Regions from separate parts of the Mus musculus genome. Here region 2 is linked to region 1. A link is a loop called in an ENCODE intact Hi-C map of the cell type or tissue named here. Cell type or tissue: left cerebral cortex. All regions are shown on one strand.

Region 1 (5,000 bases):
GTTGCTGTTGTCAAGCTCTCACTGAGCCTGCTTTACACACTATATATTATCATAAGCATGTGTACAGGAAAACAGACTGTTGACACAGAAGAGAGTGCTGGCTGCTTTCAAGTGTTTACCGGGGCCTTAGAACGTGTTCCTATCCTGTCCTGCCATCAGTGTGTCTACCAGCACCCCAGTGCCATCTACTCAAGCCGCACTCCAAACCCTTCTGCTCTATGGTTCTTGGTCTCACCTGAGACCTGACTCCGAGGCCCACCACCGTTCAAGGGATTAGGATGCCACTCCCCACCTCACCTCAGACTCCTCCTCGATCTTCATGCCTTCGATCTGCAGAAGGTCCAACAAGGTCCCAGGCTGCAGTGCCGAGGAAAATTTCTCTGGAAGGAAGGGCAGAGAGGTCGACATTTCAAAAGCACTGCTTTAATTAAAGCTGAGGACCCTGATTTCAGGGAAGACATGTGACATGCCCTTTGTGTGCTTGGGCCTAGCCACTATAGATAGAGTCCCTGCTGCTGGTTCTGTGAGCACTCAGGACTCAGCCACAACAGGCCCCAGTGGAGAGAGAGTCCCTGCAGCTGGTTCTGTGGGGTCCTTTTGGTTCATGTAGGCGTTCACCATCTTGGTGAAGAGGAGCTGAGGGACAAGCTCAGGTCTTGGCCAAGCAGCTGCCAAGGGCACAGCCATCCAGGAAGCCTTCCTACCTCACAGGGCCTAGGTCAGCTCTGCAAGGCTCGGGGCTAAGTTGGCAGAGGCAGTGAAACATACTGACTGCCTAGATTCAAATCCCATTCCAGGGCTAGAGAGATGCTCAGCTCTTAAAGGCTATGCTTGCAAATCCCAACTCCATCTCACTCTGGTGGGATGACCTCAGGCAAGCCCTCGGCCGGCTCCAGCCTTGTTTTCCTCATCTATAAAAATAGTAAGTTCAGGACATTTTTAATACTATGAAAATTATCACCAGGGTATACAATAAATATAAATACTCAAACATTTAGACTAACTACAGTACCTACACTTTTGCTTATTTGCTTATTATCATGTAAAAACATGCAAAGCACAGTGGCTACAATGGCTGCTGGCCCTCTCCGATTCTGGGTATCTAAGCATCCTTAGTATTCCAGCTGCCTCCCTCGTCCTCCTTTGAACAGAAGTATCAATCAGCAGGGGAGATGGCCAGAGTGCTTGTCTGTGGTCGGCTGTCCCTACCCAGCTTGGCTTTCTGCTCCTGGCACCGCTCCACAAGCTTCCGCAGCTCCTGGTATTTGTCTGAGAGGTTAGAGCGGCTGATTTCCAGGGGACCTTGGAACTCCAGGTTCTGCTCTGCCAGGCTCCGGTTCGTGGCCAGTGCCATCTCTCGTTCTAACTGCAGGTCCTGAACCTAAGGAAAGCAGGACAACTGACAATGAGCTTAACTGTAACTGGTCAGCCTCCAGCAGGGGGTGCTCCTGGACTCACTGCTCAGCTTGGCGCTCAGCCCTCAACCAGTCACAGAAGCCTGGGTTTAAAGGCTATGCAGGCATTGTGACCCAGGTACCTCACCACATCCTGATCCGGAGAGCCTGTGAGAATGACACATGGGAAACAGGCAGCAAGGCTAACCACCTAACCACGGCTTCCCAATAGACAAGTACCTGCAAGTGGTTCTGTGCTGTGCAGGCCACAGCTGAAGGAGACCACTCCAGTGGGAGGGATGAAACCCAGAGTCCCCACCATTAGCCCCAAGTGAAAAAGACACATGGACACACACACCATGCATGCATACACATGAGAGGCTGCTAGGGAGAATGAAGGTGACCCAGGCCAGACCAGAAGCTAGAAATATCTGAGGTCCCAAAGGTATTAGGGAGGGAGGCCCTGTAGCCCAAGCCACTGAGCAGGACAGATATCCCCGCCTCCCAGGTCAAACAGCCCACAGAGCTATAGATAGTCCCTCAATGCTGCCTGCTGAAAATGCTTCCCTAGCCAGCAAAATGGAGCCCTCATGCAGGCCCCTTGTTAACTGCCAGTCAGGCAGAAGCAGCCTTGGAACCTTGCCCAGCGGGCTACCATCTGCTTCACCGAAAGGAGAGCTGGAGACAGGGCCACCATCGCATCGCAGTACCACATGGCACCAGCAGAGGGGGCTCAGCACTGGCCACAGAAGTTAGGGAACAGGTCAGGGCCAGCTTCCACGGGGACCGAAGGGATCAACAACACAGAGCTTCTCCTTCCACCTTGGCCAGCATGTGGCACACCAGGCCAGATGGGCTCCCACTAGAACAGCCCCAGGAAGCCAGGGGGCATCCTGGACAAGGGGTTTCCAGAAGAGCCACCCTGCTCTGACCCCTGCTCAGGGCCTCGAGCCCTGTAGTTACAGCAGGCTGCAGCCTATTGGAAAGAGGAGTGCTGCCAGTTACCTCCTGCACAGACAAGGGAGTCCGGGCTCAGGGTTAGAACCCCTTTACCTGGACTGCCTGCTGTCCAGCCAGAAACGCCATTGAGCCCCTGGACAAGCTCACTGGCACAGGAGCAGAGAAACTGCTATGTGTGACTGTTAGCCAAGGTGGCTGGAGGACGGCTCAACAATTAAGAACGCATACTGCTCATCTAAAGAATCCGAGTTCAGTTCCCAGGACCCACGTCAAGTGGCTCACACCATCTGCCACTTCAGCTCCAGGGGATCTAACAGACTCTCTGGCCTCCAAAGGCACTGCACCAAACATGCACAAACCCACACCAGACATGCCTATACATATAACAAAAAATACAGTGTTAAAAAAGAAAAGGAAAGAAAACGCCAGGGACACTTGTGTGGCCACCTCTGAGTGTAGGGCCTGCCCTTCCTGGCCACACCCTTGGCATCCTTACCTGTCCACGGCTTTTCCCTGGGTCTGAAGCACTACATCTGTGCTGTGCCACCCTCTCCCTACCCTGGAGCCCATCTCTTACTAACACCCTATGAGGCCAGGAGAGCTGCACAGCTCCCTCTCTACAGAGATGAACACTCCCACCACCTTTCTCTTCTGCCAGCCCCACATGACACAATTACTGCCTTACAGCTATGACAGACAGACAGATAGACAGACAGACAGCTAAAGGCTTTCTGAGAGAGTAAGTAGCTTGCCTTACTTTGTTTCTGTCTGTCCCACAGTGAGTATTTTTTCCCCTCAGAGAATTCAACTCATTTGCTCAAACATGGCTACAGAGAAGGTTCAATCTGCCCTTGGCCAGGAAGCTGCATCCCTTACATCTCCGGGAGGTTGTGCTTTTCCATAGGGCTGAAGGCTTGCTCAGCTTGGAAGCAATGAACTCCCAAGAGCTGGGCTTGCTTTTGCTGAGCTCCACTCCCTTCAGGGACAAGACTAGGAACCCCTTACCATCCTGTTGCTCACTGTTGGCTGAAGAAATACTTAGGGCTAAAAAGATGGCTCAGTAAGCAAAGATGCTTGCTGCTAAGCCTGACTGACCTGAGTTTGAACCCTTGGCTCCAAATGGTAGGAGAGAACCAACTCCTGAAAGCTGTCCTTTGACCTCCACACTTGTGATGTGGCATTCATGCACAGATATGTGTGTGCACAGAGATAGGACACAATAAAAAGAGGAGACCCTTGGAGTTCAATGGCAAACATCCAGCAACACAAAATCTAAGATGCAGAGACAGCTATCAGTGACACTCTTGTTCTAGATTTCAAAAAGCCTACGTGACACTCAGGGAATTCTGGATTTCAGAATGTCTTGGAATTTGTGGGTTTTTTTATATTGTGGATATCTAACTAGTAAATCTATGCAAAACATTTCAAGGGCCAAGACGTAGGAAATCTGCAAAGCTTACACCCCAGGAACCTGTGGTAAGGGACACTCAGCTGTGCGTGACTTTGCTCCTATGCTGCTGAAACCAGGCCATCCAACCTCAGGGCTGCAAGGTGAGTCACACAAAGACCTCTCCTACTCCCTGCCGTGAGGAGGCCTTTCCAACCCAACCCTGGGTCATCTCCAATCCAGCAGAGACGCCTGAGCAGGGCTGGGGAGCAGGTGGGGGAGCAGGTGGCAGCAGAAAGCACAGCAGAGGTGGATACAGGACCATGTGCACCCATGAAGCAGGGGTAAGGGTCCAGGGAGGCTGACCGGGATGCTAACTGGACAACTGCCTGTTCTTTAACACAGTGAATTCACAGAGCACACGTCACGTCTGCTCATCAGGAAAAAGGGCACACGTGAGTGACCATCAGAGGAGCCTACTGTGCTCCCGCCCCTCCCTCAAACAGATGCTTCCAGGCCAAGGACCAGCTGCAGCTGCTCTGGGGGTACCTATGGGTATTTCTAGCTGAGTGGCCACATCGAGTCACCTGACCTCCAGCTCACAGGAAGGTCACAGGAAATAATGACAGTGAGGGCCGAGTCAAGCTCTGTAAAGATAGCAGGGTGGTAAGGGCCCTGTGATTGGAAGCTGAGAGGTGGGGTGCTGGCTGCAGTGGAGAACACTATGAAACATGAGTGAGCATATCACTGTGGGGGAAGATGCCCCCCCTCTCCCTAGTGCATGAGGGAGCTGTCTCTAGGCCCACGCTGGAACGCTATGAAGACTCCTGGGCCAGTTGGGTCCCTGGCTGTCCTAGTCCAAGGTGGACCCAGCACTCCCTATCATTCCCAGGGCTCCTAGAGGACCCAGGCCCTGGCTTGAAACCTCAGGGCTGCCCTAGTAAAAGCCAAGGTAAAATTCACAGCACCAGGTGAATCCTGGCTCAAGCTCCTGCTAAGCATGAATCCTTGACAAGCATTTGTCAGGGTGGGTGGGATGGCTCAGTGGGTAAAGGCCCTTGCCAACAAGCTGACAACATGAGTTCAATCTCTGGGGCCCTATGGTAGAAAGAAAGAATCGTTTCTTGCAAGTTATACCTGGCACACACAGACACAGACACACACATAGACAGACACACACATACACACTATACACATATACACTACACACAAACACACTAAATAAATGTAATAAAAATTTAAAAGACCTGAGTGAGGCT
Region 2 (5,000 bases), 240 kb before region 1:
CTCACTGTTTTGCCAGGAGCTTCAAGATCCTGGAGAGCTTTTGAAAGCTACCAAGAGCCAACTCTTAAAATGAGGATTTATATGCAAATAATGTTTACAAAGTGCCCCCCCCCCTTCCCTAGAAACAACAATAAGTGAATGGGAAAGTGAGCCAGGGCAAAGTGAGGGCGAGTGAATTACCAGGTTACCTTCACAAGAGCCTGCCTGGGCTGACCCCTGCTGAGGTCTCATGGCGGGAGGGGAACAAAAGCCCCTTCTTATCCTCCTACAAGATGAAACTGAGGAAGGAAGCTATCTACTATGAAAATTTCAGGAGCCTTCTCTGACCTGTGCATGCAATGATAAAGGCAGGCTGGGTTCAAGTGGAACGTTGCACAGGTAATAGAGGCAGATCAAAAGTCTTCTGTCCAAAATCGATCTCTCTTACACACACTACTACCCTGGAAGAGACACAAAATTAGACCTGAGTTATGCTCTCTGATCAACATTTGTCAACATTTGAGAATGATCCCTCCAGGCAGTGGTAAGAGCCAGGAAGGGGGCTGGGTGGCAGCCTGGAGCAGGAGTGCAGGAAGGCATATAATCTCCTCCAGAGCCCTATGTCAAGCAGGGGCAGGAATTTAAGCAACCAAACAGAACCTACTCCTCTGAGAACTGAGAGGCTGAGATTTGGTGCCTAACTACAACTCCTTAGCTCCCCTTAAATCAGGAACATGCGGGCTCTGAGCCCATACCGGGGAGATATACCATACCAGACATACCAGCCCATACCAGACATATAATTACAGCACACGAGTGCTACAGTTTCTAGTGACATGTAGAAGCTGTACTATTCCCTACCCCTAAGAATGGACTCAGGTTGACTCCATGTGTGGCAGTGCCTAGGGAGTGTGTCCAAGAATTGTGCTTTCTACCTTGCTCACAGGAACGTTTCTCTGGGTCTTCATCTTCCCTGCCTCCTCCTGGATCAGCAAGTAACCATCCCGGCAGAGATGAAGGTTTTAATTGTTTTGTTTTGTTTTGTTTTGTTTTGTTTTGTTTTGTTTTTCGAGACAGGGTTTCTCTGTGTAGCCCTGGCTGTCCTGGAACTCACTCTGTAGACCAGGCTGGCCTCGATCTCAGAAATCTGCCTGCCTCTGCCTCCCAAGTGCTGGGATTAAAGGCTTTCGACACTGCATCTCTTAGCCTATCAGCCAATCAATCAGACAGAGGACTCCAAAGAAATGAAAATTTCCCCAGAATTCTCATGCTGGGAGAAGAAAAAGGTACCAGCCAGAGGGGAAACTTGTCTCCTGGAAAAAGATTTCAGAGTTCTAAAAGCTTGTCAGACCACCTTACAGGATGAGACTAAAACCCAGATAATAATGGGCCAATGGTGGGCAGAGTCATACCTTGGTAAGGACTACTCAGATGTATTTATCCTTGGCCCTCTATCTAAATTTTTTATCTAAATTTAGAACCCTGAGGTCAAATTTGGGTGATTCACAGAATCTCTTTGCCCCTCTTTCTAGTATGACTACATTGAATAAATCTCCTTTTTCTAAAGATTTCCAGTTTTTAATGTGTCTCTTTCAATTGGCTTATTGAGGATAAGGTAGCTAGACCTGACTTCGGGCACAGGTTGTGAACCCCCAACATTGACAACAAGCAGTCAAGGTTTTCTGGGCCACAGACCTGACACTTTGCTGATTAACTGAAACTGTTCAAAGATGAGAACCACCTATTGCATACTTGGGCCCACTAGTAGAGAAGAGGAAGTGAAAAGAATGGGAACGTTTGAGACAACTCAAAAACTGAAGATTTCCCACTCAGGAAGACCACCAGGACCTTCCCCTTTGTTACACAGCGCAAAGCTACTGTGCTACAAAAGATAAAAGAAAAGGCGATGTTTGCGGGCCCAGCAGTTCCAGAACAAGTTAGCGCGCTGATTCGGCTCTGCCTACAAACTCCCTCCGCCTTTTTCCAACCTCTTCTCTCAAGAAAAAAAAAATTATTTTTATATGTGTGTGTGTGTGTGTGTGTGTGTGTGTGTGTGTGTGTGTGTGTGTGTATGTATAATATACCCCCACCCCATCCCCTTGCAAGAACTCGCAGTTTGCAAAAAACGCATCGCAGAAACCAAGCAACTAAACTCTGTAACTGAGCTCATGCACAACACGCATGCGTCTACTAAGCCCAGCCTCCCGGGACCGACTTCATCCCCGGCTCCGCCTACCCACGGGTCTCTCTACCGCAAGTGCGCTTCCTGCCCGGTACGGAAATGGACGAGTCTGACGTCATATGAAGGCGCCGACAGTTCCGAAGGCTACAGAGGCTACACGTGAGCCATGGATACGCCGCTGAGGCGCAGCCGGCGGCTGGAAGGCCTAAAACCTCTGTCTCCAGAAAACCTTCCTGTCCCCGAAGTCTCTCGGGCGAAACGGGCTCTTGTAGATTTCAAGTCGAACTCAGAAGAAACAGGAGAGCTCAAGTCTACGAGAGTTCCACCACTGAGCCTTCCGTCTCCCGGACCTCAGCCGGAGACGAGCCCCGGATCGCCCTGTCCACCACTGAGCCTTCCGTCTCCCGGACCTCAGCCGGAGACGAGCCCCGGATCGCCCTGTCCACCACTGAGCCTTCCGTCTCCCGGACCTCAGCCGGAGACGAGCCCCGGATCGCCCTGTCCACCACTGAGCCTTCCGTCTCCCGGACCTCAGCCAGAGACGAGCCCCGGATCGCCCTGTCCACCACTGAGCCTTCCGTCTCCCGGACCTCAGCCAGAGGCGAGCCCCGGATCACCCGGTCCTAGACAGGATGCAGACGATGGGTCCCCACAAAGGCAGCCAGAGCCTCACCCCGGGTCCCTTCAACCTCATCAAGATCTGGGCCTGGAGTCACCTGCAGGACAGACAGAGTCGAGCCCGGAATCCCCGCAACGAGAGCAGCCATCCAAATTACCTCCCCCACAGGGAGAACTGGACTCTGAGGCGGCCCACGCTAAAGAGGAGGTGATCCCAGGATCCCCCGAGCCTTGCCCGGGCCAGCAAGCACCGGGTCCCGAGCCCTCTCAGCCAGCACAGGAGCTGACGGTCCAGGCACCTAGCTCCCCAGAGCGCCAGTTGGAGCCAGGCAAGCTGCCTCCGGCGGGAGAGACAGTAACAGAAAGTCTCAACCTAAAGAAGCGAGTTATAGCCTCTCCCCAGGCCCCAGCGTCCAAGAAATTGAAAGAGAAGGAGGAGCTTCCTGTAATTCCGAAAGGGAAGCCCAAATCCGGGCGTGTGTGGAAAGACCGCTCCAAGAAGAGGTAAAGTGGGGGTAGCATGGGTGATGTGTTGGGTTCTTAGTACATTTGGACCTTGCCTTCGCCTGAATGCAATCCAAGGGTTGTAAAGAGTTCACCCGAATGAAATTAACAAACACGATCATAATGTCAAAATGCCCTAAGGTCGGGGAGGGAGATAGATCCTCAAAGATCATTTCTTTAATGTCTGCCCTAGACGGTGTTCTTTTGAGCTTTCTTCCCATCCTTTTTTTATTATGAGGCAGGGTCTCACTGTATAGCACTGGCTGTCCTGAAATTCAGAGATACACCTGCTTCTGCTTCCCTAGTGCTGGGTTTATAGACGTGCCACCTTTACCTTGTCCGCCACATCTCGTGTGGCAGGCAGAGCAAGAAAGGCGGCCATTATATGAACATAGTGAGGTCCTTTCCACTGTTGTCTGCTAGCTGTTGTCTTTGATAAAAAATGTATCATGGGACACTGGTTATGTATCACGGTAAGGATGGCCAAAGAGAGAGGCTTTCATAGCCAGCAGCACATGTAATCATCTACCCTTTGGAGCAGGTGTTACTAGGATTGGTGTTGTACATCTGAGGAAGCCAAGGCTCAAGGAGGCTAACTGAGACACGGGATGGGAGCATAGGTTTGATTGCAAAGCGTGTGAGTGAACCCGTTAACCTGCTTCTGGTGGCCAGCTTCCCTTGGGTTCCAGCCTTCTTAAGACATGAGGTCTTCCCTGTCCCTTCAGTGCTGGGGCATGGGAGTGCTCAGTTTAGATTTCTCAGTAAAGGAATGAGGAAGGAGGCTCATGTGGAAAGGACATTGTTTAGGCAGCAGGGGAAGAGAAGTGGCATTCAGTTGAAATGTCCACTGTTGTGACATGGATGGAGACAGTGTCTGTGACAATGTCTGGAGACATTGTGACAGTGTCTGGAGAAGGAGAAGTAGGGTTCAGTTGAAGTGTCAGCTACTGGCCAGAGACAAGAACTCGTAAGAGTAAGGGAGCAGGGCATCAGAGATTTTAAGAAAATGACGTTGAATAAGGGTGGACCGTGCGAGGCTCCGTGCAGGCTCTTTACAGAAGTCATTTTGTTATACTCTTAAATCCTAAGCGCAGGGGATAACCCCTCCCGCAAGCACACCCCATTAAACAGAGGAAAGTGAGGCTTAAAGAGAAAGGCACCAAGCGGAGAAACTTTGAAGCTGTTCCTTTTCCCTGTCCGAGCAAACCACAATACAGGCCACTGATGGCCACGGGTGACCAGCCAGACGGGCTCGCACACAGAAGGGCGCGGTGGCTGAGAGGCTTCCTTGCACAGGCTCGCATAGGCAGTGAGTAATGGGCTCGGAGCCTGTCTTCCATCTCCAGTAACTAGTGCTGAACATCAACTCTGCCTCAGTACTGCAGTCACGAGCCACATTTTTAAGAGTAGAAAGGAAGTCCACAAGGCACCACTGCTCTGTGTTTAGGAAGCTGGGTCTTGAGCCAGCTGGCGAACTTGGCAGGAGAGGAGCATGTTTGTATCACTATTGAACCTTACAGTGGGAAGGGGACAGAAACAGGATGCCTATGGATAAGCCTGGTGCCAGGTTCCAAACTGTGTGTGCCAGACTCCTAGGAAGGAAGCAGGTGGCTCAGAAAGGCCGTATTGACCTTTGTCTGGTCAGCAACAGACTGCCCAGCATGCACCAAGCCTTTAGACACAGGGTTGGCTTGAGCTACCCTATAACAGGCAGGTA

The links. A loop is a pair of places that touch in the nucleus more often than their neighbours do. Peaks named below come from ENCODE experiments on the same cell type or tissue, not always from the same donor. Only the 100,000 strongest peaks of a DNase experiment are listed, where the experiment ranks them.
Region 2: a loop joins it to region 1, with 6 times the contacts of the local background. A loop is called at or near these places in 17 of 42 quality-filtered maps.

What each region holds. Positions count from the first base shown.
Region 1 is chr19:10,706,651-10,711,650 of GRCm38, reverse strand. It overlaps Vps37c (vacuolar protein sorting 37C), which reads right to left. Exons shown (of 5, transcript NM_181403.3): 3 at 1,210-1,381; 4 at 298-380. Among named protein-coding and RNA genes, the nearest start is that of Vps37c, 20 kb to the right of the region's middle. In left cerebral cortex, CTCF peaks have their summits at 1,452 (motif pointing right) and 2,111 (motif pointing right); DNase peaks (open chromatin) are centred at 1,441 and 2,073; H3K27ac peaks cover 2,128 bases.
Region 2 is chr19:10,946,561-10,951,560 of GRCm38, reverse strand. Ccdc86 (coiled-coil domain containing 86) reads left to right here and starts at 2,295. Exons shown (of 4, transcript NM_023731.3): 1 at 2,295-3,283. The coding sequence starts at 2,328. In left cerebral cortex, no CTCF peak of the experiment used is centred here; DNase peaks (open chromatin) are centred at 2,247 and 3,018; H3K4me3 peaks cover 2,218 bases; H3K27ac peaks cover 632 bases.